Linked DNA regions of Homo sapiens: region 1 is linked to region 2. Evidence: chromatin loops called from intact Hi-C (ENCODE). Cell type or tissue: heart right ventricle. All regions are shown on one strand. Links, peaks and the distances in the headings refer to the core of each region. The heading gives the core; the rest is flanking DNA.

The links. Hi-C counts contacts between places; a loop is a spot of excess contacts. Peaks named below come from ENCODE experiments on the same cell type or tissue, not always from the same donor. Only the 100,000 strongest peaks of a DNase experiment are listed, where the experiment ranks them.
Region 1: it touches region 2 in a loop (2.7-fold over the local background); 6 of 110 quality-filtered maps call a loop at or near these places.

What each region holds. Positions count from the first base shown.
Region 1 is chr16:49,505,609-49,521,890 of GRCh38, forward strand. All of the region lies in intron 7 of ZNF423 (zinc finger protein 423), which reads right to left. It also overlaps the pseudogene ADAM3B. Among named protein-coding and RNA genes, the nearest start is that of LINC02179, 48 kb to the left of the region's middle. In heart right ventricle, for the core only: a CTCF peak has its summit at 7,640 (motif pointing right); a DNase peak (open chromatin) is centred at 5,253.
Region 2 is chr16:49,444,685-49,460,966 of GRCh38, forward strand. LOC105371244 (a long non-coding RNA gene) reads right to left here and starts at 9,407. Exons shown (of 8, transcript XR_001752167.2): 1 at 9,321-9,407; 2 at 7,495-8,690. In heart right ventricle, for the core only: a CTCF peak has its summit at 8,066; no DNase peak of the experiment used is centred there; H3K4me3 peaks cover 1,660 bases; H3K27ac peaks cover 2,306 bases; H3K27me3 peaks cover 1,566 bases.

The DNA of each region.
Region 1 (16,282 bases), core at 2,749-10,748, 60 kb after region 2:
ACGCACCAGTGATCAAAACTGCAGCTGAGACCGATTACACTTTATGATTGTGACGGTTCTTGGGAAACACGTAGGTGTACATCCTTGCCAGTCCAGAGAGGGGGTCCAACCTGGCACCCAGCAAAGGGTGATCCCGTCACCCAGAAAGGCAGGGCTCCATGGGCTGCCCACTCTTTGGAAGCTGGTCCCACTGATGAGGCTGAAGAATGCTGTGGCCTGGCCTCAAATGCCTCGTCTGCCCTCTCATACATACCCAGCCTCCAACCAAACAGTGGGCACATTGTCACTGCCCAGATACCTGCCCCACAATGATCAAGTGGGTCTGCCCTGTGCCCCCCACTTCTATCACCAGGCAGAAGTCACTGGTTTTCATAATGCAAACCAAGAATTATCTATATCGCCAGTCTGTCCCATCCCACTCATCTCACCAGAGGGGTGTGTGCTTTCGTGTGTGTGTGTATGTGTGTGTAGGTATATGCACAGTTTTAAAGTAAGGAGAGGGATAGGTAAGAGTGAAGTGTGAAATTAAGAGCACACGAAGAAGGCATCCGAAAAGCTGTGTGGTTCTTGACACGTACCTCACACTCAATACTGGAGGGTGATGATGGTGAAAGAACGTGTAGCTGGATGGATAGGGAGATGGATGGTAGATGATGGATGGATGGATAAATGATGGATAGGTGGGTAGATGGGTATGGGGGAATGGATGGTAGACGGATGATGGACAGATGGATGGATGGGTAGATGGAGGAATAGGTAGGTGGAAGATGGATAGTGGATGAATTGGTGAGTGGGTGGATGGGTGGATAGATAGGTGGGTAGGTGGAGGAGTGGGTGGATGACAGATTGATGGGTAGATGAATGAATAGATGGATGGATGGATAGATGAAATGGTGTGTAGGTGATGGACAGATGTATGGATGGATGGAAAGGTGGGTGGATAGATAGGTGGGTAGGTGGAGGAGTGGGTGGATGACAGATTGATGGGTAGATGAATGAATAGATGGATGGATGGATAGATGAAATGGTGTGTAGGTGATGGACAGATGTATGGATGGATGGAAAGGTGGGTGGATAGATAGATGGAAGGATCAGTGGACAGATTGGTGAGTGGATGGATAGGTGGAGAGATGGGTAGGTGGACGAATGGGTAGGTGATAGATTGATAGACAGATGGATTGATGGATGAGTGGATGGGTGGCTGGAGGATGGATGAGAGGATGGATGCATGGATGGATGGATGGGTGGATGGATTGGTGAGTGGATGGATGAGTAGATGGATTGGTGAGTGGATGGATGAGTAGATGGATTGGTGGGTGGATGGATAAATGTGTAGATGAATGGATGAATGGTGGGAGGAAGAGGAGTGCATGAATAAATAACTGGGTAGGACGGTAAACGTTGATGAGTTGATGAGAAGACAATGGGCTTTGGAGATCAAATCTTGCCTTGGCTAATTACTGTCTTTCTGACCCTAGCCAAGTCACTCGCTTCTCTAAGCACTCCTTCACTCACCTGAAAAGTAAGACTAATAATATCTACCTCATTGCCTTGTTAGAAGCTTCAAGTTAGATAACATATGTAAAAGGTTTTATAACATGTAAAATGCTGTATGGACACTTAATAGGGTCATAACTAATACTAACCACAGGGCTTTGTCATCTCTGTCAACTAAAAAACATGGATGATCCCACATTTTTTTTTTGGTAGATACGGGGTCTCATTATGTTGTCCAGCCTGGTCTCAAACTCTTGACCTCAAGCCATTCTCCTGCCTCAGCCTCCCAAAGCACTGGGATTACAGGTGTGAGCCACCACGCCTGGCCAATACCACATTTTTGATGTGGCAGCTTCTGAGGCAAAGATGAGGAAACAAAGATGGCGCCACAGGTCAGGGCTGCAGCTGTCTAGACTATACCTCCAGGTGTGGCCTCAGCTGGGAAACTGGTCACTGTGCAGGAAGCAGAGAGCCTCACTTGCCTCCTCCGCTCAAACACTCAAACCCAAATGAGTAGAACACATTCCACAACTCCCACCACAAGCCCCACTTCTCTCTGCCAGTATCCTACTTTAATGCCCAGGTCCCAAGCCTGTATTCAAGTCTACAAAATGGTGAGAGTCAAGAGCATTTCTAGTGGCCCCTAGAATGTTGCAGAGGCAGCAATGGTTGCAGAGGCACCAATGAGATAATAATTGCAAACTGTGAAGTGTTTCAACGGGGTTACAAACTCACAGTGCAAGTTGGTAATAAGCCAGGTAAGGAAGGCCAGTTGTGGGCTGTGTTGAACCAGGAAGCACATCCCAGTATCCAAAGGGGTCACACAGAAATGTCGGCCAGGGGCTGCCAGGCCTGATTTATAGAAAAATCAATAAATCCAGCCATTTAGTGTGGTGGTGAAGAGGACAGAAGCCGGGGCTGGTGGCCTGGGTCCAGCATTAACCAGCTCTGAGGCCTTGGGGGGTTAGTTGACCTCTCTGTGCCTCATTTTGCTTGTCTTCATATTAGAGGCATTGTGAGGATCAAATGTTTTTATGCCTACCAGTGCTAAGAACAATGCCGGGCACTCAAAAAGCACTAGCTAAATGACTCTTTATGATGATGGAAATTCTCTGTTTTAAAACACAGACAACCAGCTAGGCGCATGGCTCATGCCTGTAATCCCAGCACTTTGGAAGGCCAAGGCAGTAAAATTGCTTGAGGCCAGGAGTTCTAGACCAGCCTAGGCAGCATAGTGAACCCTATCTTTACAAAAAATAAAAACGTTAGCTGGGTATAGTGGTGTGCACCTGTAGTCCCAGCTACTCAGGAGGCTGAGGTGGGAGTACTGCTTGAACCCAGGAGTTCAAGGCTGCAGAGAGCTATGATCACACCATTGCACTGCAGCCTGAGCAAGATTCTCTTTCTTAAAAAAAAAAAAAAAAAAAAAAAAGTGAAAATAGAATATAGAGAACCCTCTAAAAGTTCCACAATCCCCAGGCCATGGACTGTGAGTTTTCACCCTCTGCTCTATAAAAGTGTTCAATGTTATAAAAACAGTGACTTCTCCTTGTGCGTCCCTTCTCCCCTATGTGAGGAGAGACCGGGTTAGATTGTTCTGGATGCTCCTGAAGTCAGGGAGGGCAGGGGCAGGCATGGTTCCTTATCCTACTGGAAATCCCCTCCCTGCCCTAGACAATTTTAGCATCTTGCTCCTCACCTTCCACCACGCTTCCCACCAACGCTGTATTTTATTTACCCTAGAACCCCAAAGAGCATAAGATGCTCCAGTATTTTATGTATCACAACAAACAAAAAATATGACCAATTAAACTACAGCACACAAATGAGGTATTGCAACTTAATGTAAGAGAGGCTCTAAGGAGGAAAGCTGTGTATCTTAAAATACAACCGTGAAATAAGGCAACAGCTCCCGTATACTGAGCTCCTACCATGTGTCAGAAACTGGACTCTCTGCTCTTTATATATTATCTTTACTTCTCCCAGTTGTTCCCGTTTGACCGATGAAGAAATTGAGGCTCAGAAAAGCAAAGTGGCTCGCTAAGTCGTCTAGCTGGTAAGAGGTGGTACATAGATTTTAGCCCAAATGGCCCTGTCCTAGGATGACTACCTCCTTCCCTCTCACTGTCCCCTGCCACTCCCATCCCTGCTGTCCCCTGGGACGCCTAAAGGAGACACCAAACTGAAACTGTCACTTTCCCTTGCTCATATTGCAGCCACACAGTGAATCTCAATGCAGCCCCGGACAAGCCCCAGTCCGTCCATGATTGATTCTGTCTAAACTTCAGAAGCAGAATGAGTGGAGCCACATTATTGACACAGCAAAATTAATTTTCTGCCATCTCCTCTTCCCCATGCCCGGCCCCCAGCACCTCGCCTCTCCTATGAGTATTGGCGCACGGCTGCTGACGGGTGCTCCTGAAATGCCAACTTGCATTTCTCATCATTAATTTCTTTGTAAATGTCATTAGTAATTGTTCCTGCTTGACCAAAGAGTACAATCCAGGCTTCCACCCAGAGCACCCTGGTCTCTCGTTGATGGGGGCTAAGACATCCCCAGCCATGCCAGACCCCAGCCTCCTGATGCAGGCAGCCATCCCCGCTCCCAATAAGTCAGGATCACAGGCTGCTGTATCAAGAAAGTTCTGACACAAATGGAGTTCAGTAACACAAAACATCCTGCCCTTGGTGTTAGGACAATGGTTGTATGTTCAGGCTGCCTGGGTTCAAATCTCATCTCTGCCCAACTATGCCTCAGTCTCCCCACCTGTGAAACGGGGATAACAGCAGCACTGGCTTCATAGGTTTGCCCTCAGAATGGGAAAAAAATCAAGGCAAAAGGATTCCCTTAGTGCCTGGTTGGTGGTGGTGCTACCATCGTCCTTCACCTTGCCTCTTACCACCAGGGTTGCAGGTTCAGCTCTGCCACTTACCAGCCGTGGGACACGACATCAAGCGAGTGGCTTAAACTCGCTGTTGAGCCTGCTTCTCCCATCTGTGAAAGAGGGACAGTGATATCCACATCAACTCTGCCAATTCCACCTCAGATGTTGCCTCCTCCATGTGGCCTTCCTAGGGGACCAGGCACCATGCTCGATGATCTACAAGCATGATGCTGCATCCCCACAGTAACCCTCCAAGAGGGGCACTGGCAGCCCACTGTCCAGGTGACGACAATGAGTCACCGTGAGGGAGGTCACATGCCCAAGGTCACATTGACAAAGCAACTCTGAGGCCCCCAAACCTCATTTCTGGGGGGTGGACGTTGACTGTGCTCCTTGTCCCTAGAAGGCCCAGGACACAGGCCTGAACCCTTCGCCGCAAAGCAGTAAAAATGAGGCAGTGCTTCCTGAGTGCTGCTAGGGACCTCACAGCAAGCCCTTCCCGTGAGTAGCTTCTTACGACCTCACATGAGTGTGTCTCCTTGTTGTAAATGGGTAAACTGAGACTCCCCATGTGGGCAGAGCTGCCAGGAAAGCAGAGCTATGAGCCCAGGTGGTCTGACAGGAGTGTCTGTGTCTGTGTCTATGTCTGGGGTCTTCCCCTCAGGCCCCAAGGCCCCATGTCTTCCCGTGTGAGAGGCTCCCTCTTTGTCTGAGTCAATGCGGGGCAGGGCTTACAGGGTGCAAACCTCTGTGGATGTGGAGCCGGTGAGGCGCCGCCACTCGCAGTGTTGTCACTGTTACTAAGAAACTGAAGGCATGTGGTCCCGGCTGAGGCAGCGCCGGGGAGGGGTTCGGCTCGCCACACACACAATGGCCACCGGCCTGAGGCTCCTGGCAGCTCCCCCGTGCCCATCTGTCGAGATGGCATGGTGCCCTCTAAAGTTGGTTGGCCCCCTGCCCTAGGGCATGAATGACAGGCTCCAATGGGCAGACGGGCAGCCGGAGGCTGATTCCAAGTGCCATCTCTGCCTGGAGCTGGGCCTTGAGGGGAGGCCCCCCAGTCCCCACCTGGGCCTCCACACACTTCATTGCTCAGGCGAGCTGACCCTCAAGGCTCACGAGGGTATCTGAGCACAGCTGGACACAGACTTCTGTTTCAACACTACCCCTCCGGTGCCCGCTCCTCACTGCGCCTCTGTGGTGACCAGGGAGAAGCCATTGCTCACCCAGGGCTGTCCAGACCAGCGACAGTATCATGCCCCGGGAGCTGCATGCAGCCTCCATGTCACCCTCTAGAACGCCTGCCTCGCTGGGAGGTGAGGCCCACTTCGAGACCCTGCACCCAGAGACCTACCCTTGGCTTCTAAGGGCTTTGAGAGTCATCTCCAACCCCACTGCCTCAGCCCGCAGGCTGCGAACACAGGCACTCATGTCAGACTGCCTGGCCTCACATTTCTCCACGCTGGCAGCTATGTCCACATGGGGAGCCTCAGTTTACCCATCTATGACATGGACCTCATGCGTGAGGTCCTAAGAGGCTACCCACATGAAGGGCTTACAGTCAGGTTCCCAGTAAGCACTCAGGAAATGCTGTCTCATTTGTACTACTTTGGGGTGAGGGGCTCAGGCCTGTGCCTTGGGCCTTCTAAGGACAAGGAGTGTTGTCAGTGTCCACCCCAGACTTCTCCCAAGGCAGACCACAAACTGCCACACATGGCCCCTCAGGAGACACAGCTGCCTCCAGTAGTGGCAGCAATAATAATCATGTCAATGACAACAGTGATGATGATGATGATGATGCCACACCTTATTAGGTTGGGAACACCCTTGCCCCACTTGACAGTAAATAAACCAAGGCTTAGAGACACAGACCAACTGTGCTCGTAACACAGTAACTTACAGGGAGCAAGGGCAAAGCTCAGGCTCCACAGTGCCCCTTAATGTCACATGGGGGCCCAACTGTGGGGCTCTGTTTTGTGTAGCACTTATGTTGTATTTAGTATGTAGTATGAGTGATATGGTATGATGCAGCACTATACTATACTATACTATATACTATACCATATTACATCACATTATATTATATTCCACAAACACATAACAAAAATTCTGTTTGTCCTTATTAGCTTACTTTCCCCTCCCTGCAACATGTGAGGGGCTTAGTCTATGCCTCTGTTTGTCCCCAGCACCTATGCACAGCTGGCACAGATCAGGTGCTTAGTAAACACTTGCAGGCTAGATTGAGCACGTCCACACATGATTGATTGAATGAGTCAATGAACGCATTAACAGAAAGCCCACCACCTCCAGACCACAGGCAGGGCAATGACTAGGGCTCACCAACCTTTGACTCTGACCCAGACCCAATGCTGGGAGCTTTTCAGGCATCACTGCCTTCAGCTACCCCAGTACCAAACAAAGAAGGGCTCTTCAATAACCCTGGTCTCTTGAAAGCAAGAGAATGCCGGTGACTTGCTTATGGTCATGGAGCTGCTTGGTGGCAGGGCTGGCATCTGAGGCCAGACTGTGAGCTCCACAGCATGGGCATGGCATCGCCACAACATGTGGTCACATTCAGTAGAATTCAGGCTGTGCTGGGCTCTGGTTTCCTACCCTAGTGGGGAAGGCAGGAAGCATAAAGTGATCCTATTGGAAAAGGGCCACAATGACCCTCAGCAATCCTTCTATCCTAAGTGCTATAAAGTGCTTTACACATGCGAACTCCATCTTCACAACAACCCGAGGCAGCAGGTCTTACCCCATTTAACAGATGTGGAAACTGAGCCCAGAGAAATACAACATCTGCAGTAGGAAATAATGGGCGGCTGGGCACGGTGGCCCATACATGTAATCCCAGCACTTTGAGAGGCCGAGGCAAGTGGGTCACTTGAGGTCAGAAGTTTGAGACCAGCCTCGCCAACATGGTGAAACCCCTGTCTCTCCTAAAAATACAAAATTAGCCAGGCATGGTGGTGGGCACCTGTAATCCCAGCTACTCGGGAGGCTGAAGCAGGAGAATCACTTGAACCCGGGAGGCGGAGATTGCAGTGAGCCGAGATCGTGTTACTGCACACTCCAGACTGGGTGACCGAGTGAGACTCTGTCTCAAAAAAATAAAAAAGAAAATAATGGGGATTGGGAGACTTCGGGGGGTCAGCAGCCAGCCCAACTCTCAGCCCTCCCCAGGCTCCTGGCCTCACAAGTGGCTGACTCCAGCGTGAGCAACAGGTTCTCACTCCCTGGAACCACCACTGGGTGTCAGCCAGCAACTTCAGGCCACACCCATCTGGGCCCTGGTCTCCCAGCAGAAGTCAGGTTGACAAGGATGGGGCCATCTCTAAAGCAGGAAGGAGGAAGATGCCGCTACTCACAGAAAGCGCAGCCAGAGTCAAATGCTAAGTATGTGCCTAGAGCACTTTTGATTTTTAATTATTATTAGTTATAATTATCTGGCTGGATCCAACAGCAGCAGTACAAAGAGACAAGGAAACTGGCTCTTTGGTTACCCATCTTATAAGGACCAGGGATTTTAAAAATGGGCTCCCGGAATCTGTGGGTTTCCCCTTCTTCCTTTTCCTCCTTTCCTGCTTGTGTTCTCTTTCCGACTTTCCAGGAGCTCAAAAAATATGTTAACACATATGGGGATGGATGGATGGATGGATGGATGGATGGATGGATGGATGGACGGACGGATGGCAAAGGGTGTCTTCACTCTCCAAAAACTCACGTCAGAGTGGAGAGTTTGGTGTAGACGTAGTGACTTACAATCCATATGGCCAACGGAATCAGGGGGGTTAAACCAAGGGCTGGAGAAACCAAAGGAAGGAGAATCCGAGAGGCTTCTCAGGGGAGGAGGCACTGGAGCTGGGCTGATGCATTAAGAGAAAGAAAGGGTACTTCCTGCAGGCAGATAGGCAGGTGTACGTGCATCTAGGAAGCCCCATCTTGATCTCACTGGGTAGGCGATGCGAGGCCAGCCCAGGAGAATAATGCAGGAAGGCAGTGGCCGTCTGTCCTGCTTGCCCCTCTAGTCCCTCTGCCTTTTTATTCTGTTCTGAGAACACCCCAAATCTGCTTGGGCCTCAGATACTTGGTACTGGCTCTTCCCTCTCCTGGAGGATCCCCCAGCTCTTCCCCACACTGGCTCTGCAACCTCCAGGATTGAGCTGAAATGCCAGCCTTTCCTGACCACCCAACACACACACACACACACACACACACATGCACACGCACATGCGTACACACACACGCACACGCACACACACACACACATGCACATACACACACCACTCTCCATCACAGTACAGCGTTTTCACATTCTGAAATCCCCTAGTTCATGTATTTACTGACTTATCATCAGTGTCTCCCAAAGCATGTCAGCTCCATGAGAATAGAAACCCTGTCTCCTTGTTCCCAGTTCTGTCTCAGGCTCCTGAGGTGGTGCCGGGAGTAGGTACTCAGTAAATGGAATCAGGGCAAGGGCTGAATCAAATGTTCTCAAGGGCTAGGAAGGAAGGGTCCCAAGGGAGCTGAGATCCCGCCCCTGTCTCAGAGAGCTCTCCCTCTGGCCGGGTACCAGGACCCTGCCTGGCAGAGCCCGGCTCACCCTATCGAAAGGGCTCCGGGTTGCTTGTTAGAATACCTAGCTCTGCTTTTAATCAATTGTAATCATTTAGCTGGAAGCAGCATGATTAGGCACACACAAGCAAACAGCATGAGCTAATCCTTTAAATGCGCCCGCTCAACGCTGGGCTGGCCGCTTTGCCACCGCGGGCCCGGCTCACGGAATCACTTCCTGCAGCCCCTGGCTTTGTCAATGAGGGAGTCAAGATTCCAGGGCGTGGCGCTGGTCCAACACCCCAAAACCATCTTCATCAAGGACATGTGCATGTGTGCGTGCACACATACACGCGCTGTGAACTCTGACATGCCCTGGCAGGCAGTGCCCCACAGCTCCAAGATCCCAGAAGTTCTATGTCTAAAAAGACATCTCTCTAGTTCAAGTTCTATTCCCCCATGACAGGACCAAGCAAGTCATAAAGGGGAGAAAGGTGGCAGCACCATGAACCTGAGGTCTTAGGAAGTCCCTATCTCCGTGACGAGAATGAATCCTTCCTCTCCCCAAGCCCAGCCTAAGCCAAACCCATCCTGATGCTCATTTGCAAGCAACAGGGTTTGCAGGGTCCTGGCCTCGAGCTGCAGCCTGGCAAACGTGGCCATGCACAGCCCTGGCCCCGCGCGCACAGGCCCCATGGCGTTCCCACCTGGGCTCACCCAGGAGCAATTTTTCTTGCATCCCCTGTTACTGCTACTTGTGCTACCTGCTTGGCCCAACTACTAAAATAGTTTCTGGGTCCCCTGACAACGAAAGCTTTTTATAGTTCAGCACTGCAGGCCTCATTTAAATCTATTAGCTCATATAAATGGCAATTTATTTAAACTTTGGAGGGTTTCTGTTTGCCTTGGTGGCAAAGACAATCCAGCTTTATGTGTGGCTCTGCCATTTGCAAATGACCCTCGGCAAACCGCTTAACTTCTCAGAGCCTCAGTTTCTGTATCTGTAAATGGGGATGAGAGTACCTTGTTCATAGGGCTGTACACAATCCATGCAAAGTGCTCAGAACAGAGCCTGGCCCGCAGCACAGACCTAGGGCCCAGGGGTGAAGGCCATGAGAATTGTCTCTGGTACAATTTCAGGGGAGCTTGTCCACTGTCTAACTCCAGCCCTGTATGGCTGGTAAGCCGCATATGACCCTCATGCACGCATCCCCACAGTGAGGATGAAGAACAGGAAGCAGCAAGGCTCTTAGGATGGGGAGATGGAGGCACCATCCGTGCCCAGTGTCTGTGGGCACAGAGGTGCCCATGGGGATGCAGAGACAGCTGGGCTGGTGGGCAGAGGCGACCCCTCCCCTCAGGGTGGCTAACCGCTGGCATGGGGCCGATAGGGCCCCAGGCCTTCATCTGCTGAGGCCTGAGGCTGGGAATGCAAGGCCAACAGCTCTGACATTTGCGGGCTGTCTTGCACCCCCAGTCAAATCTACATACCACCCTCCACGGCGCCCGGACGTGGCTCAGAAATAGAGGGTCCTAAGAAAAGAGCCCAGGTCAAAGGCGCTCAGAGAAGTAGGGGAAGGGGGACCCGAAGCCCCGGCCCTCTGGCCTCCATTCCATGCCCTTTATGCCCCGTCTCACTGCCCTGGGCACCTGGCTCCTCCCAATGCCCCAATGTGGGGTCTCCTGTGCCCACAGCCCTGAGGCTTGGTGGGATGCCACACAAGGAAGGACTTGGAGTCTCACTTTGTTCAAACTCAGGCTGGAAACCATGAAAGCAAAGCAAACTCCAAGGAGAGGGAATCCCCAAAGCCATCTGATCCTCAAACTGCCCAGAAGTCAATGTCAATAATAATCACAGGCAGCGTCTGCTACATGCTCTGTGTGCCAGCCACTGTGCCAAGGGCCTTTTGCAACTGAACTCTTAAGTAGGAACTACTCACACCCCTGCCTTACAGGTAAGGAAACTGAGGCTTACGGCTGGTGCATGACAGAGCAAGGTTTTAAATACGGAGCTGCCCTCACAAAGACTGGGCCGCTCCCTGCTTCACTCTTGGCAGCATTTCAGACACGTGCATTGTTTGCACACTTCTACCGACAGGGACCTCAGCACTTTCCATTTCTGGACAGTTTTCCCGCATACTGCAAATGCTCAGTGTCCATCCAGGTCATGCACCCCTTCCCTGAAAAGCACCCTGAACTTGCTGGTTTGTATCATATGATCCTACCCCCAGCCACAGCTCACTGGAGCAGGGTGGACAGCTGACCCAGGCTCACCTACCAGATTCCCCCTCCAGGGATCTAGCACCTGTTGCCTGAGGGCTGGCTGCCACCGCTGTCACTATCTCTGGGGTTTCCTGGGTGTTCCTTCTGGCTACCTGTGTCACCAATCCTCACACTAAATCCTCTCTGTTGAGCTACCTAGGGTGTCTGTCTTAGCAGAATTGACAGGAGCTGTGGAACCTTGACCACCTTCCTCCTTGTACAGAGGAGCCCAGAAAGTCAGGCTGTAGAGAGAGAGGACAATAAAAGCCAGAAAGAGGCAGAAGGCAGGGACCAGGCAGTCTTAGAGAAGACAGAGTGTAGCTGCCTTATTTAAGTGACACTTGGCTCCGGGAATAGGGCTGCCAAAAACCCAACATTGCTTCCTGCTCTTAGCATCCAAAATCCACTCATGTCCCTACAGCTTAATTTCCCTTCTAGCTTGCGCCAACTGCAGAGAGTGATGCCTGAGCCATGACTATCCAGGACCAAAACCCCTGTTCTGAGTTGGCGCCCACTGCCAAAAGTCTTGGAGCCACCTGAAGCAATAAGAACCCCTCCAGGACCCAGAGTTCTTAAAATGCTCGAAGACAACTGTCCCTGCATTTCTTCTGCAATCCATCCAAGTCTTCTCCTGGTTAAACAGACTTAGGACAGACTCCTGGAAGCACCTCGAGGTCAGACTGGATCCCCTACTGCCTGGGTTTTCAAGGTGTGGGGTGAGCGTGGGCAGGTGTATATGTGGGTGAGGGTACAGGTATATGGACAAAGCTTAGTCTCCCCTATTTCTTTTTCTCTTGCTTTCAAGTCATAGGATTTATTTTGTTTTGTGAAATTGAAAGCTTTAAGCCATAACAAAATGAGAGAAAACTTTTTTTTTTTCATTGTTAGATCAGGCCAGTTAATGGTGAGTTTCTTGGTAATATCCTTTCTCCACCCTATGGCTTCGAAGTTATCACTTGGGCTACTTTAACTCTGTGACTCGTTGTTGTTCCTGCTGCTGTCTTCTGAGATAGATATGCTGCTTACTGTTCCCGCTTTGCTCCAAAATCTCTTCATTTTATTCCATTTAAGACTAACAATAGCAATTAAAATGAGCAAAGGTAAAAAAGAAATGTAGAAACTGATCAAAAGACCATTGTTTTTAGGAGCAGCACGTCGTTTTGGAAACAAGGTACACTTTTTTCTACCGTAAGCTAAAATCCATCATTAACACTTCCTCCTGGTGATGATATTGGCGGCTCACAATCTGGAGGAGCATAACCAGGATCACACTGACAATGGAAAAGTTCATTGCAAGCCCTATTCTCTCTGCAATTTATGTTATATCTTGTTATATTTATGTCACTAAGATATTTGCATCCTTGGAATCTACATAACCTGTGTTGACCACATGCACTTGTAGCTTCTGCATAGGTCCCCCATTATTTTGAACCATTTCTTGCATGTGCAGACAAACATACATGACCCCCAAGGTAAGTATATTGTATATCAAAGTCTGTCATTGATACTGTTTCTGAATGTGTCCAGTGACAATCTTTCCACAAAGAATATCATAAAAATGACAACGGGAACCACAGTTTCCAAATTTGTCATTTAGAAAATTCACTTTTTCTGTACACAGAACACTAGCAGACTTAGAAAATTTTCCAAATAACTGTGCGCACTGTCTGTCCCTATCTCTGCATTCTCCTTTAAAGCAATATCTAGTCTTATTGCTGCAGTATTCTAAATCAGCAGCTTTCACATCAGTTACACAAAACTCAGATGTTCCATTGCAAAAAAAAAAAAAAGTCTCCCCTATTTCTTCCCTGCAACTCCGACCTTCAGCCACTGACAACTACTGGTCTGTTTTCTATGGCGATATATTTTTACCTTTTTCCAGAATGTCATGTCAATAAAACCATACAGCATGGAACCTTTTGAGTATGGCTTTTGTCATGTGACATTTGAGATTTATCCATGGCACCAGGGACAGTGGCTCACGCCTGTAATCCCAACACTCTGGGAAGCCAAGGCGGGAGGATTGCTTGAGCCCAGGAGTTTGAGACCAGCCTGGGCAGTATCATGAGACCCCACCTATAAAATTAAAAGTTAAAATTAAAAAATTAGCTGGGTGTGGTGGTGTGCACCTATAGTCCCAGCCACTCAGGAAGCTGAGGTGAAAGGATGACATGAGCCCCGGAGGTTGAGGCTGCAGTAAGCCATGATCACACTCCTGCACTCCAGCCTGGGTGACAGAGCCAGACCCTGTCACTTAAAAAACAAAACAAGATTCATTCACATTGTAACATGTATCTGCAGTTGCCTTTTACTGCTGAGAATGTACACATGACCTGTACCAATGTAACACATGACCCCATCTGTTACCCATCCTCCAAATAAGGGACAACGAGCAGGCCTCCGGTTTGGGGCCATGACAAAGCTGTTATCATCATTCATGTAGAGGTATTGGTGTGAGTGTAAATTTTCCTTTTTTTCTTGGGTAAACACTAAGAGTGGGATTACTGGGTCTAACGGTAAATGAACGTTTAACTTTATAAGAAACTGACAAATATTTTGTCACATGGCCATACCATCTTGCACTGCCACCAGCAATGTGTGAAAGTTCCTATCCCGCCCTCACCAACTCTCAGCATTGTGAGTTTTTCATTTATGTGGGTGGCATCAGGCTATGGTTTTCACTTGCCCTTCCCTAATGACTAATGATGTTCATTTTCTTTGGTGAGACATCTGCCAAAAGATTTTTGCTCATTTTTTAGTTGTTCTGTGTCCCGTCTCATTATGGAGTTTTGAGAGTTCTTCATATAGTCTGGATACAAGTGCTTTATTCGATATGTGATTTGCAAATATTTTCTCCCAATCAGTGACTTTTCATTCTCTTAACCATGTCTTTCAAAAGCAAACTTCTTACATTTTGATTCAGGGTGTAAATCAGATAATATCTGTCCCCTGCTTGGTTTCCCATCATGATGGAGATAAAATCCAAAGTCCTTCACTGTCCTGAAAACCTTGCCATGATCTGGGCTCCACTGCCTCTGCCCCAATTCACTGTGCTTCAGCTGCACTCTGCCTTCTGTCATCCTAGCCCTGGCACCCAGTGGCCACAGGGCCTTTGCACTCACGGCTCTCTTCCACACAATACTGCCTTCATGCCATCGGGCCTCAGCTTGCATGCCACCTCCTCGGGGAGGCCCTCCCTGACCACACTTACCAAGGAGTGTCTGACTTCAACCTCCCAGCATGCTCTAGCCCATTATTTGGTTTTATTTTTTTCATGTCATTGGCTCTTATTGGAAAGTGCCCATCAATCCCCTAGAATGCAGACCCCGTGGGTATTTCTTCATCTTTTCACCACTGTCTTCTCAGGTGCTAGAAACAGGGCCTGGCACATCATGGGCCCTCCACATACTTGCTTCAAACAAATGAATAGGAAAGCTAGTTCCCTCTCATGTTCCTAATTATTCGGTTGTGAATTTGCAACAGTTTGTCTAAACTCCTTTGAATTAATCTCAGTCTTTTGGGCAGAGCCCTCCGAACTTGGAATCAAAGAGGACTCACACCTCCCTTATACTGGCAACTGTGCTCCTGTTAACGCAACCTAAGAAAACATTACGTTTGGAGGGAGACATGTCAATGTTGACAGAGACCAAGCCTGTCATGGTTCAGTTCTACCTCCTAAACTTCTATTCCTGCAGCAGCACTTCCTGGTCCTGCAGTGAGCTCAATCCTAAGCCTAGAATCTTCTCAAGACCTCTCAGCCCATAGTCCCTTGTGCCTGCAAATACCAGGTGCCTGGAATTTCCGTGCATAACCTCAAACTACACAAGGCCACAAGAAACCAGCAAGGATAGAACTCCAGCTGGCCTTGCCTCCCACTGCCCCACCCAAACCCCCAGCTCATTCCAAGAAACAACAGCACACTTGCCTGTTCCACCCAACCAGGGCCTTCCAGCCCCAGCTTCTGTGTAGGGACAATGAACACTCCAATGCCTGAAAAACCCTCCTCTCAAAAACGAGAAAATTGCTATTCAAGTTACTTAACGAGAGCCATTATTTGCATAGATTTGGCATTGCAACAACACTTCCGTATTTAAACGGTCTATAATTAAAATCATTAATTGCAGAAAATAGTGACTCGTTAAGGCTGTAATTTAGCGGTTTCTCAGTATTTGAGGATCTGACTTAAAGCTTAACGGGATGACCCAGGAAACCACCAGCTCACATGAACCGCTCTCAGGTCAAGTGTGGCCCACAGCTCGAGATAGGTGGGATCGAAGCAAGATCCAGATTGAAAGCAGCAGCCTCCCTCCACCTCTGCACTTATGAGCTAGGCCCCCAGCCCAGTGACACCAATGAAGCTCAAAAACGTCAGGATGGGAAACCTTCTCTGGGAATAATCTTGAGGCCATCAGAGAAGAGACCTCTTGGCATTTGGGACAATGCAGGCGAGCCAGGCAGGAGCTGAGCAAGTTCAAAGTGTAAATAAATCGTAGTTTATATGCACTCACGGGTTTAAAAGAGGCCTGACCTGTTGGGCTATAGAAAGCCTCCTCTGTCAGGATACCCAGGCCTATTTTGGTAGCTGGGCCACTCAGGTAAGGCAGGTAGGATAAGGCGGCTGCATGGACTGCACTTGGGAGAGGGTGCGCATCCAGCACACGAGCAGGGAGGCTTCTTGGATGGCATCAACGCCTAGCTGTCGCCCCACACATCCTAAGCACAGAGACATCAGCTCAGTTTGTGGATCAATGGGGAGACAGCAGTGGCATGGTAAGGGTCACTAGCTCAGTGGTGGCCTTTTGGAAGTGGAACCCCCTCTCTGGGCCAGGTCTGTATGATTGGTTTCATAACTCTGTCCCACGTTGTGACAATGGGATAAAGGCCTCATGTACAATACACAAATTTATGAGCACCGTAAGGATGAAAAGAAACAGGCTTTCCACCACACCAGCTGGGTGCTCCTCGGGGCCAGCCCTGAGCTCAGCCTACCTAGCCCTGGCATGGGGCCAGCCTATGGAAACAGGACTTGACCATCTAATGGTGAATCCCCCCGGTCCCCACACCCTCCAAGGGCCTGTTTG
Region 2 (16,282 bases), core at 3,818-11,817:
AACACCCAACACCGCCTATAAGCACATCTTCTGGCTTCTGTAGAGTGCCGTGAATGACTTCTGTCCTCCCTTAGGGATTGCGATGACACTTGTCCTCCCAAGTGGCTAGAGAACAGGGCCTGAAATGGGGAGGTGGGAGACAGGAAGAGAAGTGGAAAACTGCTTTGCAGAAATCCCTTTGCCAAAAGCCAATCTAGAAATTCAGTTCACCAAATGACTGGCTGACCAGGCTACTGTGGGGTATTTTGGAAAGTTTTTGTTCTCTCACCCCAGTCTCTGCCCCTACCTCTGCCGTTCTCATGCAAATACACAAGTTGTCCCAAAACTCTGCCTCTGCACCTGGCTTTTGGACTTACAGTGGCTCCAGAGGACTCTGCTGGATGGAGGCTAAGATGTGTGTCTGATAGTTCACTCAGCAAAGGGGACTCTGCTCAACAAGTTTTCTGCACATTGGCTTCGTGAATTGACCTAGTTCCCCTCCTGGGTTGGAGTGTTGACTCTTCTGTCTTCTCATCCTCATGGAAAAACCTGCATGGTCCTTTATTTCTCTTTCTCTCTCTCTCTCTCTCTCTCTCTCTGTCCCTCTCTCCCTCTTTTTTCCCTCTCTGAGGGAGGCTCGGGGGCCCATCTCCCTGGCCCCTAAGGCCTCCACCTCCAGCATCTGGCCTTGTGGACCTGGGATCCTGACACCTTCTCCTTCTTCCAGCTGACAGCCTCCTTTCTGCAGTCCCTGAGCCCTGACATACAGGATCTGGCTCATTTGAACAACTGCAAGGAGGGGCTGAGTGTTACAGGCACCTACAAGAGGCAGAAAAACAAGATAGAATTGGGCCAGGCCTGGACACTGTCTGAAGCTCCCTGGAGACTTCTGAATGAGGCATAGAACACAGGGTAGGATAATCAGCTTCCTTCCTGTCTCCCACCTCCCCATTTCATGCCCTATTCCCCAGCCAAGCCAAGACGCCCTGTTCCTTCTCACGTCTAGGCCTTTGCAGAAGCTGTGACCTCTGCCTGGAGCACCTCCACTCCTCTCTCCCTCTCTGCTTTCTACTTTTGTTAACAGCTCTAGTGAGACTCTATTTACACACAATAAATTGCACACTTTTAAAATGTTCAATGTGACAAGTTTTGACATATGTATACACCCATGAAACCATCACCAAAATCAAGGTGGGAAACCTGTCCATCACCACCAAAGTTTCCTCCTGGCTCGGTAATCCCTCCCACTCACCTCTTGTCCCCATAGCTAAGCAACCACTGATGGGCTTTCTATGCAGATTAATTTGCAGTTTCTAGCGTTTTATGTATATTGAACCATATGCTATGCACTCTTTTTATCCCTGAAATGCTTCTTTCACTAAGCATTTATTTTGAGATCCATCCACATTCTTGTGTGTATCAGTAGCTCATGCCTTTCTTTTGCTAAGTGATATTCCATTGTATGAATGCCATGCAATTTGCTTATCCATGAATATGTAGGTTGTTGACAGTTTGTAGCCATTAAAAATAAAGCTGCTATGAATACTCATGTACAAGTTTTTGGATGTACACCTGCTTTAATTCAACTTAATAAATACCCTAGGAGTGGCATGGTTGGATTGTACGACAGGTGTATGTTCAAATTTCAAAGAAACCACCAAACTGTTTTCAAATCAGCAGAATAAAAGAGTTCTAGTTTTTCCACACCATGACCAACAATTGGTCTGTCTCGTTAATCTTAACCAGTCTAATAGATGATCCGTGGTAGCTAGCTCCTAGTGATATGAATTTGCATTTCTCTAATGGCTAAAGATGTTGAGCAGCTTTTCATGTGTTTATTGCCATCCATGTATCTTCTTTGGTGAAGTCTCTGTTCAAATCATTTGCCATTTTCCATTGTTTTGTGTTCTTATTATTGAATTTTGAAAGGTCTTTATATATTCTAGAAACAAACCTGTTACCAAATATATGGTTGAGAATATTTTATCAAATTCTGTGGTTTGTCCTTTCATTCTTCTAGTGGCAGCTTCTAAAGAGCATCAGTTTTTCATTTTAATGTAAATGTATCTTTAAAATGTAAATTTTAAAGTCTAACGTATCTTTTTTTTTTCTTTTAGGAGTCATGATTTTTGTGTTCTCTCTAAGAAACTTTTGCCCAATCCAAAGTCACAAAAGCTTCCTCCTGTTTTCTTAAAGAATTTGTATGGCTTTATATTTTACATTTAGGCTTATGATACATTTTGTGTCAAAGTCTGTATGTGTAAGGTATAAATCAGAGTTGACTTATTTTGTGTATTGACATCCGTTGTTTCAACACTATTTGTTGAAATGACTATCTTTTCTCACTGAATCACCTTTGCACCTTTGTCAAAAGTCAGTTGTCCACATGTAGAGACAGAGCTCTATTTCTGGGTTCTCTATTCTGTTCTATTCATCTCTTTCTCCGTCTTTACTCCAGTACTACAGGCTCTTGATTACTATGGCCTTATTCTCAGTCTCAAAATCAGATAACATTGGTCCCAACTTTGTCTTTTTCAAAATTGTTTTGGCTATTCTAGCTCCCTTTACATTTCCAAATCAATTTGAGAATCTTCAAAATAGCCTACAGGAATTTTGATTAGGGTTGCTCTGAATCTGTAGATAAATTTGGGAAGAACTGACATCTTAAAAATATTGAGTTTTCTGACCCATGAACAAGGCATGTCTCTATTTATTTAGATCTTCCTTAATTTCTCTCAGCATTGTTTTAGAGTTTCCAGTGTACAGATCTTACACGTCTCTTCTCAGACTTATCTCTAAGTGTTTCATGGTTTTTGATGCTACGGTAAGTGGTATTTAAAATTTTAAGTTCTGATGGCTCCTTGTTAGTGTATAAAAATACAACTGATTATGTATATTGATCTTGTATTCTGTAACCCTGCTAAATATCTTCATTAGTCCTAGTGGCTGTTTTATAGGTGTCATCAGATTTTCTATATAGACGATCATGTTATCTGCAAATGCAAACGTTTTTACTTCTTTCTCTCTTTCTTTGTCTTCCCCCTATTTCACTGGCTAGCGCCTCTAGTACAATATTGAATAGAAGCAGTGAGAGACGACATTCTTGACTTGTTCCTTAAGAGAAATACGTTCAATTTTTCATTATGTATGATGTTACCTGTAGGTTTTTCCAGTTAAAGAAGTTTTCTTCTATTCCTAATTTGTTGAGATTTTTTAAAAAATCATCAATGGGTATTGAATTTCATTGAATGTTTTTTTCTGTGGCTATTAAAGTGATCATACCATTTTTTCCCTAGTTTATGAATAAAATGAATTGCACTGATCAATTTCCTAATACTAAACCACCTTGGTCATGATATGTTATCCTTTGTATATGTCACTGAATTCAATTTCCTAAAATTTTACTTAGATTTTTTGCATCTATGTGCATAAAGGATATTGGTCTGTAGTTCCCTTTTCTTGTAATGGCTTTGTCTGGTTTTGAAGACAGGATAATTCAGGCCTTATAGGATGAGATGGAAATATTCCCTCTTCTTCAGTTTCCTGGAAGAGTTTGTGTGTAGTTGGTATTATTGCTTTTTTAAATGTTTGACAGAATTCACAAGTGAAGCCACCTTGGCCTAGGGCTTACTTTATCAGAAAGTTTTTAATTACAAATTCAATTATTTTAATAAACATGGAGCCATTCAGGTTTTCTGTTTCTTCTTGGATGAGATTTGGTAGTTTGCAATGTTCAAGGATTTTGTCCATTTCATCTAAGATAGAGAGATGTTCATAATACTCCCTTATTATCCTTTTAATATCTATATATTATGTAATGTTGTCAACTATCTCATTGTTGATATTTGGTCCTTTTTTTTTGAGATGGAATCTCACTCTGTTGTCCAGGCTGGAGTGCAGTAGCACAATCTCGGCTCACTACAACCTCTGCCTCCCAGTTTCGAGTGATTCTTCTGTTTCAGCCTCCCAAGTAGCTGGGATTACAGGCACCCACCACCATGCCCAGCGAATTTTTGTATTTTTAGCAGAGATGGGGTTTCACCATGTTAGCCAGGCTTGTCTCGAACTCCTGACCTCAAGTGATCTGCCCGCCTCAGCCTCCCAAAGTGCTGGGATTATAGACATGAGCCACCATGCCCAGCTGATATTTGGTAATTTCTGTCTTCCCTTTTTCTTGATCAGTCTGACTAGAGGCTTACTATTTTTATTGATCTTCTAAAAGAACTAGCTTTTGGTTTTATTGTTTTTCTGTTCTCTATATGCTCTATTTCATTAGTCTACTCTGATCTTTATTTTCTTTATTCTGCTTATCTTGAGCTTAATTTGCTCTTGTATTTTCTAGTTTTTTTAAGGCAAAAGATGAGATAACTGATTTGAGAGCTTTATTCCTTTCTAATGTCAGAATTCAGTATTATAAATTTCCGTGTCAGCACTGCTTTAGAGATATCTCACAAATCTTGAAATAATGTATTATCACTTCCACTCAGTTAAAAATACTCTCTTTCAGTCGGGTGCGGTGGCTCACGCCTGTAATCCCAGCACTTTGGGAGGCTGAGACAGGCAGATCACTTGAGGTCAAGAGTTCGAGACCAGCCTGGCCAATACAGTGAAACCCTGTCTCTACTAAAAATACAAAAATTAGCCAGGCATGGTGGTGCACGCCTCCTTGTCCCAGCTACTTTGGTTCCCCCTCCTTGCCCCAGCTACTCAGGAGGCTGAGACAGGAGAATCACTTGAACCTAGGAGGTGGAGGTTGCAGTGAGCTCAGATCGCACCATTGCGCTCCAGCCTGGGTGTCTCAGCGAGACCCTCTCTCAAAAAAAAAAAAAAAAAAAAAAAAATATATATATATATATATATACACATACATATATATATATATATACACATATATATAAAAGAAATCAAAAGGGGAAAAGAGAGTGTATATATATATATATATATATACACACACACATATATATATACACATATATGTGTGTATATATATATATGTGTGTGTATATATATATATATATATATACACTCTCTTTTCCCCTTTTGATTTCTTTTTTGAACCATAGCTTATATAGAAAGTGTCACTTTGTTTCCAAATATTTGGAGTCTTTCCAAAGATCTTTCTGTTATTCATTTCTAATGTAATTTCGTTACGGTCAGAGAACATACTCTATGGTTTAAATCCTTTTAAATTTATTAAGGCTCATTTTATGGCCAATAATACGGTCTATCTTGGCCAAAGTGTATTCCGTGTGTACTTACAAAGAATGTGTATTCTGCTATTGTTGGGTGGAATGTTATATAAGTGTCAATTTGGTCAAGTTGGTTAATAGAGTTGTTTAAGTCTTCTATACTCCTATTGATTTTCTGTCTATTAATTATTGAGAGGGGGTATTAAGATCTCTGTCCATAATTGCAGGTTTGTCTATTTCTCTTGCAGTCTTATTATTTTTTCCTTCATTATTTGAAGCTCTGTTAACAGGTATATAAAAATTTAGAATTGTCATATCCTCCCAATGTACTGACCCCTTTAGTTTTATAAAATGACCTTTTTACCCTAGTAATATTCTTTGGTCTGAAATCTACCTTATCTACTTTCTTTTGATGACTGTTAGCATGTTATACCTTTTTCCATCCTTTTACTTTTAACCCTATTTGTGTATTTCCATTTAAAACGGAGTCCTTAAGCTTTTGTGTGTCTGAACAAATCTTTATTTTGCTTCATTTTTGAAAAATATTTTCACTAGGAATAGAATTCTGGTTTGACAGTTCTTTGATACTTAAACTTGATGTGCCACCATTTTCTGCATGTTTTTGTGTTTGGAGTTCATTGAGCTTCTTGGATCTGTGGGTTTATGGGTCTCATAAAGTTTGGAAAAATTTTGGCCTCTATTCCTGCCCTGTTCGTTTTGGGCCACCCCAATTCCATGTATATTAGACCACTGAATGTTGTGCCATGGCTCACGTATACTCTTTCAATGTATTTTTTAAAATTATGTTTGCTCTCTTTATTTCATGTTGGATAGTTTCTATGGCTATGTCTTCAAGTTCGCCAGGCTTTTCCTCTGCAATGTGTCATCTCCTATTAATTCCATGCAGTGCACTTTTCAGTCTCAGACACCGTAGTCTTCATTTTTAGTAGTCTGATTGCATCTTTTTCATGTTTTCTCTATTTCTAATTAACTTCTTGAACATACAGGATACAATCATAAGATCTGTTTTAATGACCTTGTCTGCTAAGTCTAACATTTACATCAGTTCTGGATCAGTTTTGATGGAATGATTTTCCTCTTCATCATGGGTCATATTCTCCCACTTCTTTGCACAGCTGGTAATTTGTAAATGGATGCCAGACATAATGAATTTTACCTTTCTAGGTGATGGGCACGTTTGTATTCCTATAAATATTCTTGAGCTTTGTTCTGGATGCAGTTAAAGCACTTGGAGACAGTTTCATCCTTTGGGGTCTTATTTTCTAGATTTGCCAGGTGGGGCCAGAATAGGGCTCAGTCTAAGGCTAATCATTTCCCACTACTGAGGCAAGAGTTTCCTGAGGGCCCTACTCGATCCCTGTGAATTATTAGGTCCTCTAGTCTGGCTGGCCGGAACAGGCACTATTCTTTGTGTGAGCACCAGATACTCTTCACTCTGATCCTCTGAATGATTAATTCCCAAGCTCCAGATAGTTCCCTCACATGCACATGCTGACTGATTTTCTGCCGAATACTTGAGCAGAATCTCCAGAGCTCTTTCTGAGTGCAGCTCTTTCCTCTTAGACCTTCCTGCCTGCAGACTCTCACCACCTTGGTCCTGACTCTCAGCTCTGTCCCCTCAACTCAGGAGGCCTGCCAGTCTTCCTCTTTGGTTCCCCCTCCTTGTGCCATGGCTCAGAAGCCCTCTCAAGGCAGTAAGCTGGTGCAATCACAGGGCTCGCATCATTTGCCTCTCTTCTCTCAGGGAACACTGTCCTGTATTCCTTAATGTCCAGTGTCTTACAAACCACCGTTTCATACATTTTGTCCAGTTTTTTCAGGCAGAAGGGTAAATATGGCTCTTGTTACTCCATCTTGGCTGGAAGTAGAAGTTCCCTCACTAATAGCTCATAAATCTTCACAATTCAGCCCACGTGTCACCTCCTCCAGGAAGCCTTCCCTCATGGCCTACAGACCAGGTTAAGTGTTCCTGCTATGGACCCCCCACAGCCATAATGCTTCATCTATCACAGTTCTTATTCATCTATATTGTTATTGCTTATTTATTTGTCCACCTCCTCAACTAGACTAAAGGTTCCTAAACATAGGGGTCTGTGTTTTGTTCACTAGACTCTGTCTGGCACATAATAAGTGCTTGACTAATGCTGACAATTTTGAACACGTCTTTTAGCTCCAGAAGATTAAAACAACGTTATCAGGGTTTTTCCCCCTGTGTACAGTCAAATACTGGGGACAGGGAAGTTTCATCTAGAAAGGTAGGGGTGTAAGGGGCACCTGCACCCCCTGGGGCAGCATGCTAACTCACCTATTTGTGTCTTCAAGACCCCAGAAATCACAGCTGGTAGGTGGTCAAGCAGCAGTGCTCTGGGGCGATTCTGAGGTAAGGATTGCAGGCAGAACCAGGGAGGAAGTTAAACAAGGGCTGGGCTTCCTGAGGATGCAGGGAGCTTCCCGGTCTCATAGTGAAAATCCTGTGGCTATGCAGCCATGTCATCCCCGTTTCCCCCCAGACATCAGGGTTCCCAAAGTCTCAAGGTTTTGTGGAGGGCCCCCAGCCTAGGTAGTTAGGGAGTAAAGCAAGTTTGCCAAATGACGGGATTTCAAATAATATTCAAGTCTATATTTGGTGAGGGGAAAAAAACTCACTCTTTTCCAAAGAATGAAAGGTTCCCCCACCCTCCCCTTCCTTTCTCTTCAATGATGGCATTTCCATAAGAGAAACTGCTTGATAGGCCTGTTCCCTTTAAATTATTTTCTAACGATCCAGGCAGTCATACGCACCGGCTGCCTCTCCTTGGCTCACCTTTCCTTTCAATTACTTTCGTTCTTCAGCTGAACAATGGCAGCGTCGCAGCCCCTCCTGGCTGGGACTGCTACCACTCAGCGCCTCTGCGGCCAGGTGGCCAGGCTGGGCTCCGGCTTTGTTCCCCTGGCCAGACGGCCGTCGTTTCATCTTCCTGTCTCCCCTTTCTGTGCCATTTAAACTTTAACCTGGTAGTAACTTTGCCCGCCTTGATTCCCGATTCAAAGGCTGGCAGATGAAAAGCCCTCCCCTTGGATGTGGCTTGAAAACTTCATCCTCAGTCTCTCTCTGTCTTTGAACTGCCTTGGAGCCTTTTTGCTCAGGCTGTTTTATTCTCCCTGGGACTCTAGCTTTTAGGCCTGGGGGCTTAGGAAAAACAGCAATAGGGGCTTCGCAGTTGGGGCCCTGGAGGACCCCCAAGTTCCCCTGAGGTGGGCAACTCAGGTGCCCCCAACACACACACCATCCCACCCCAGGGGCCTGGGATCTGTAGCCCAGGAGATCGTCTCTGGCCTTCAGGGCCAGTCCCCTGCCTCCACGCAGCCCTCCCCCATTCCGGCTTCCCTTCACAAGCCCCAGACCCACAGCAACTTCAAGGCTTCTAGCCCCAGGTGGGTCTTCCAGAAACTTTTTCCTTTTCAATGCCAGGCAGACCACTCACTGCTCTCAGATGTCGGGCAAGGCACAATGGGAGAATTCTGCAATCACAGAAAAATTCAGGAAGTCAAGACCAAATGGGACAGTGGGGAAAATAAACCACGGAGAGGGTTAGAAGTAAACTCAAAAGCAGACACAACTTTTCCTCCTCCTCCTCCTCCTCCTCCTCCAAGCAGGCCCCATATGACCAGGCCAGGCAGCACTGCCAAAGTCTCATGTGGCCCTGCTGTGTTGGATCCTCAGCTATGCTGGCGTTTGTCTACCAAGAGTAGTCTGTGTGCCACCCTTGTCTCTGCTGACAGAGGTAACGAATACTGAAGCGAGTTAAATGGTGGCCCTCAAAAAAATATGTCCCCATTCTAACTCCTGGAATCTGTGAATGTTACCTTATACGGAAAAGGTGTAATTATTTAAGGATCCTGAGATCATCCTGGGCTAAATTCAATGACAAGTATCCTTATAAGAGACAAACAGCGAAGAGACACAAAGACAGAGGCAGAGATTAGAGGGATGTGGCCATGAGCCAAAGAACACCTGGTGCCACCAGAAGCTGGAAGAGGCAAGGACCAGATTGTCCCCGAGGCTTCAGAGGGAGTGCAGCCTCACGGATACCTTGATTTTGGATTTCTGGGCTTCTGTTACTTTAAGCCAGCAAGCTAGTGACAATTTACCTTCAGGAAACTAATGTAAGTATGCAAAGTGCGGACAGGAGTTGCTATGGTCCTCACCGGAACCTGGTGCTGGGTGATGGCTCAGCCCCTCCCCACCCTGAGGACAGGCTCCCGCAAGTCTCAGCCTATCACAGTTGTCCCAGGACCCTTACCAGTGATTGGCTTAAGGGTGGGCATGTGACCCCATTTTAGCCAATGAGAGGGAAGGGGATGGTGTCCTGGGGAAAAATGGCTCCTCTTCCTTCCTAGAGTGTGACCATCTCTACCTGTGCGCCCACACGGCTGGCCTGAACATGAGGGTGAGAGGGAGCAATGGAAAGGCCTGCAGAAGGTGGGGCAGGAACAGGTTATGATGCAAGCCAGAGCCTAATCTCAACTGCAAACTTCCCACCAACGTAGAATATAGGAAAATGCTTCCTAAAGATGAAACTCTGATTCAAGACACTGGGGTCCCTGAAGGGACAACCTGGGCCTGAATCATGTCTCCTGATAGAAACAGAATATATCCGGGTATTGGGAGTGGAAGGAGCAGGACAGGGCCACCAGGAGTCTCCCAGCATGACGGGTTGGGAAGCCCCCTGGAATAGAGTGCCTTCTAAAGGGAAAGCCGGGAACACCAGCTTAGCTTTAACAAAGGTCTGAGCTCGGGGCAGGGAAAGGCCAGGACTCTAGTGTCTGGCAGGTATAGATTTGTCTCCTGACCACACCTCCTGGATTCATGCTCCAAGTCCTTGGGAGTGAGAAGAGCTTCTCTACAAAAATTGAAATTTTGGTTTTCATCAAAATTCAAAAGACAGTGAGACCAAGTAGCCTCGCCATGGGGGCCACTAACAGAGAGCAGCAGTGATGGGAAGCCCACTGCAGCTCCAAAGTTTGGGAGTGTCAGCCCACCAGCACTGGGGGCGAGGTGCTCAGAGACCACTGTAGGGTCAGCGGGGAGGACGGCCCAAAGGAGACAGCCAGACCCGGAGGGCCCAAGGCGTGGCTAGCTGACATCATGGTGCCTGAAACAGGTGCGGGATCCAGCAGAGCATGGGGACAGGAGCCAGGGGACCCCAACAACTGCTTAGGCAGCAGACATAGGTGCCCCTTGGTAGCTGACAGACATGTTTGCGAGTCTACAGGAGGCAAGCCTGGAGTAACCCCAAAATAATTGGGTGACAGTTTGAGGGGGTTTCTGGGAGTCTTGCAATATTTAGTGAAAGCAAAACCACACAAATATATGTCACTGCTGTGGATGCCCCCTCTGTGGCCCTAGGTTGGTGTGGCCAGGCAGACGGAGGTTGCTTTGATGGCAGTTCAGTCCCCAGCTACTCCTTTGAACCACCCCGTGGTTGCCAACCCTGGAGTACCTCAGAGCCACGTCACCTGGGGGCCTGTGAGAGACAACGAGGCCCAGGCCCCACCCCCACCAGTGAAATCAGGAGCTCTAGGCAGAACCCACGCTCCTATTTGTTCAAAGCTGCCCAGGAGATGCCACACAGCCAGGGTTGACACCCACTCTGTTCTGGTGCCCTCTGTCCACCTCAGCGGGAGGCGGGACAGAATCTCAACCTGCTTCCCAACCAGGGACTGTCAGCTTCTCCAGCTCTAATGTGGGATGTTGGGCTCAGCAGCTTCCCAGGACCCATCTGGCTCTGCTGCATCGTGAAGAGTTGGAGAGCATGAGACTTCTCCAAACTGAGAAAGAGAAAGAACGCTGGGGAGAGGGAGGCAGGAAGAGGGTGGCAGGGACAGGGACTGCAGAACCCCGTCCTCCCAGCTTGCATCACAGCCACTGCCCATGCCCTCCTCTCTGCCAAGGCTGAGTCCTCTGCAATGCCCAGGCCTTGGATGGGAGGGTGGGGATAGAGTGGTGGGATGTCCCCCACCAGGGGGAGGAGTTGCCCCTAGCATGCCCATGCAGGAGCTCAGAAACCGCTAATGGGCCTGCATGGTCATTAAGCAGAGGACATACCTGCTCATGGTGCCATCTAAACCCCATTTAACTCATCATTTAAATTTACTAACAGATGTAAATCCCCCTCAATGAGAGAGAGATGGGCCATCAGCACCCTGCTTCTGACACACTCCAAGGAGGCTGGGCTTTAATTTCAGGGCGGACGACCTTCTGGAGAGCTCTGGGCCCTGTAATGGCCATTTGCAGGAGATGATGACAGGCAAAATGGAGGGCAGGCAGCCTTGATGCTCTCCCTGTGAGAGGCATCCCCCATCGAGAGTCTCCCTTCCACCCCACGAAGGTCTCAGTGCCCTTCACCAACCTCCCCCAAGGCCTCCCCCATGCATGGCAGCAGCCCTAGGCTCAGCAGGCTTCCTGGTCCCAGGGCAGTGATGGTGACATCCAGCCCCCTGGAGTAGAATCTGTCTTTTCCCCACGAGAGAAGTGGGGGTCCTTGGGATGCCTGGGAGCCCCTGAGCTGTGCCCCAAGATGCTTGCTCCCTGAGGGACTCAAGGGGCTCAAGGCGCCACTCAGGCAGGGCTTGAAGAAGGAGCCATTTGCAAGCTGCAGCATTGCTTGTCGGTTGAGGTGGAGCCACTGGCCATTTTGGAACGGTCTTCTCTGTTCAGGAAAGGGCCTTTGCTTTAGTGGGCACAAGTTAGGTGAGTGAGCCACCATGGCTATGGGAAGGATGTGGCCCCAACTTTGGGAACCTGACAGGGGCTAACCCCATCCATCTGCACTGTCTACTTGCCATGCTGTGACACAACTGCCCTGGGGCCAAGAAGCCTCAAGGGGAGAGAATTGACACTTGCCTTCTTTCCCAAAGCAGTGACTCCCGGCTGGAAGGGACCCCGAGGACAGCAAATACCGAGAGGAGGCTCACCGCAAAGAAAGGGGAAGTACAAACTGTCCAAATGGCTAGGAGGGGAGGACGTTGGTTCTGACACAGCCTGGGACCTACTCCTGACCCAGACGTGTGGCTCGGAGGATGGGTTTCAGGAAGCCTGGCTGAGGGTGAGCACAGGAGGGTGAGCACAGGAGGCCGAGGCAGCTGGCTTGCTTGAGCCCAGGAGTTAGAGACCAGCTTGGGGCAACGTAGCAAGACCCCGTCTCTACAAAAAAATTCAAAAATTAATCAGGCATGGTGATGCATCTTTGCAATCCCAGCTACTCAGGAGACTGAGGCAGGAGGGTCACCTGAGCCCAGGGAGGCCAAGGCTGCAATGAGTTCTGATCATGCCATTGCACTCCAGCCTGGGTGAGTTAGTGAAACCCTGTCTCAAAAAACAAAAAACAAAACCAAAAAAACGCTGGAACCAGAGGAGACCAAACAAGTGCAAAGGAAAGTAGGAACACCCTTCTTTACAGAGCCTCTTACACCTGCTGGGGCTGGAGCAGCCACAGCCGCAGCCTTAGCAGACAGGGACACAAGTCGTCCACGGCACCAGGGGCAGCGGCCCGGGAGCCTGGGCAACCTGTTACCACCATTAGTCCTGCTCATTACCTCTCACCCTCCACTAGAGACCCGTGAAGACAGGTGTCTTGTCCTGTTCACTTCTGTCTCCCCAACACCTAGTACATAATTAATAATTCATAGCTTTGTATCAAACAATGAACAAATGATACATCTGAAACCCATTTAATGTGCAGACACACCTTGTTATCCACGTGCATCTCCCACTCTGGATTTTCCACAGCAAACACCTCCTCCTCCTGGCTCCTAGCCCGCTCCTGGGCCATCCCACCCTCGCTTTCTGTGAGCTCAAGGATTACAAACTAATCCTAATATATTTGCCTGAGCAGAACCTAATTAGGAAGGTAAATCTGCAAAAAATAAAAGGTAAAACAAAATAAAAACCCAAGGAGAGTGGCCTCTAACCCCTGGAGCAGAAGGAAAGGTGGTTTGGGCTTCCTTGTTCTATAGTGTCCCTCTCTCAGCCCAAATAAGGGGAAAAGCCTTCTCTCTCCAACAGGCAAGGCCAAAGGGAAAAGCAGAGGGGGGGTTTGTAAAAAAGGCAGCTGCACCTGCAATCCCACCATGGAAGTGGCCTTGGGGGTACATTTTACCTATCTTCCTGCTTCCAGGGCTTAGAATTTCAGATCCACCAGAGACTCCAGCAAATGGTTAGATATTTTTATTGCAAGGTAACTGAAAACCCAATTCCAAGTGGCTTAAGAAAAAAAAAAAGGCAGGTATGTGTGTATGTATGTGAGCGTGTGCAGACAAGCAGAATTTGTTGGTGCATGTAACCAAGAAGTCCAGGGGTAGGTAGAAGTGGCAAAATACAGCGACTTGAACAAATTACTTACTCCCCATCTCTCCTCCATATCTTACAGGCAGACTGTCTCCAAACAGTGTCTCTGCCAGCAACCAACCTCGACCCTCCCCACTCCACGGCCAATGGTCAAGAGTACCTTTTCTAGTCCAAGGAGCAAAAGTCCCAGACTAGCAGTGATTGGGCCTGATTGGCTCCTCTTCGGCCACATGGGCATCCATGAGCCAATCATATGGTCAGAGGGACTTACTACTTGAATGGGTCAGCTCTCGGTCACACGTTCTTCCCCTGGGAGCAGGGTAGTGTTCATCCACCTGCTGCCCAAGGATGGCAAGTAAGAGAGTGTGTGGCTCCTAAAGGAAGATGAACAAACAGAACGTGCTTGCTCCAATAAAGGGAAATGGAGGCTGCATGACAAAGAGGAGATGTCCACCATAAAACTGAATAGTGAGAAGGACAGGGGAAGTTTTAAAGTTCTATGGGCAGGCCAAACAATGGCCTGGAGATGGGAAAAGAATGACATGTGTTGAGTAGGACTGGTGGAGCTGGGCTGATGAGGGAGGAGCGTTCCAAAACTTAGATCCTCAGTCTCAGAGTGTAGCCATCATGGGCACATGGCCTGAGGTGCTCCAGGGCCCCGTGGTGCTGTGGAGTCCTGAAGGGCCTGGGCTGGCTGTGGAAAGAAGTATCTGAAAATCCTTGCTTTGGGGGACACCAAAATGATGTGTTAGCCTATGTCTGCTTTCTAGGGTAAATAAAGGTACACACACACACACACACACACACACAAACTAGCAAAAGAGAAGAGGAAGCAGCAGAAACATCAATCATAGGGCTGAAGCTGGAGCTGAGGAGCTGCTCTGTCTCCAAATCCATATCTACTTTGGGTTTTCTGAGGCAGAGGAGCCCACCAAGGAAAGCATCAGAACATAACAGAGAGCTGATCCCAAGGCACTGGGGATTGGCTAAATTGTGGGGCAGCCCAACCCGGGGCAACTCTGAAGGGATGAGTTTCCAAGGATCAGACATAATTCAGTCCAGGGGCATTTAGTAGGCATCTAGCGTGTGCAGGCCCATGGGCTGTGTAGTACAGAGTGAACAGTCAAGAGAAGTGCCATACGGCCTCTGAACCTTGAGCCAGGCTCATCACAGGACATCCTCACTCTGCCTGCATCAGCTTGTCAGTGGACCTCTGCAAGGGCAGAGATGCCTCTCATTCCTCTGGGAGGTCTCCTTGAGTCTGCACACAGCAGTTACTCAATATTTGCATCTGTTGACAAATAAGTGAATGAATGAGTTCCTCAACAAAAATGGACATGATATAAAGGAAGTTGCCATTTATTGAGAACTATTTATATGCCAAGTAGTCAAGAATGCTCAGTGATCATCTATGGTCAGGTTTATTGAGTGCCCACAGTGTTCCCATGCTAGAAATACACAGTGCATTTCTAGCCACTCTCAAGAACTTATGCTATAGAAGGTATCACCACCTCCATCTTCAAATGAAGGAAACTGAGGCTCAGAGGGATTAAGGAGAATGCTCATGGTTGCACAAATATGAAATGGAAAAGCTAGCACCTGCCAAAAATTAGATTAAAATATAAATCTCTTTGATTCTAAAGACAGACCAACCCAGCACTTGCTCCATTATTAAGTGAAATAAAAATCAAATTCACTTATACAGGCACTGAAGAAGGCCAGGTTAATTCTTATTTGGGTTGGGGAGGTAAAGGTATCCCAAAGTGGGTGGCATTGAGCTGAACCTGAAGGATGGAGGAGTCTTCCCATATAAGGTAGCATGAGAAGGGTCCCAGGAAGAGGGACCAGTGTCAGCAAAGATCCAGTGTTGCAAAGTTGCCAGGTGAGTTGTGGCACTACTGGGATGGCACTTTGTAAGCAAAGAAAATTCCAGATGGGCTAAGAAGCTGATGAGGCTGGATACAGAGATAATGGCCAGCTCACAGGGGTCTGAGAGCCCAAGGGCTTGTCCTATTATAATAGGTTCTATTTATTAAGTCTTCACTCTGTGCCAGGCACTATGCCAAGCACTTTCCATGTATCATCTTATAGCACTATTACTTATACTATTTGTAAGTACTTATTACTATTATCTTACAGTAAAGTATTACTTTCTCTACTGTACAGATGGGGCAACTGAGGCTTAAAGGGTACAAGTGGCTGCCCTAAGTCATGTGGCTAGAGGCTGGAACTCAGGCAGCCTGCCTGCAACCATGAGGTCTACTGCTGCTGCATGGAGAAGGGGAGGTTTGAGGGAGGCAGGAGGATGAGGACCCTGCCTCTTTCTCCAGCCGCACCAACCCAGCTGGAGGGGAGCTGAAAAGGAGGCTGTCGATTCAAGGCCCGCCCCAATCCCTGAAAAGGGGCCGTCACTTCGTGTGCCCCTTCCAAGCAGACAAGCAGAGCAAGGAGCAGATGGGAAGTTGCCCACCCAGGGACCAGCTCCAAACCTTCCAGAAACCTGCAAACATGAAACAATCATAGATGAGACGAGGCTTGAAAGCCACCATTTTTAAAATAAAAGGAAATCGCATAAAAGCTCTGGCAAAGATGACAAAAAAGAAAAGGAAACTTGTTAAGATCAAAAATGCAGGCAAACCTCAAAAAAGAGGCTTGGGATAAAGGAAGTGGGGGTTTTACCTGGGGGCTTCCAAGGGGGCTTCTAAAGTGGGTGAGGGTGGGGCTGTCCCCAGCCGGGGCTTGGGCGAGCTGGCGCCTCTGTCCT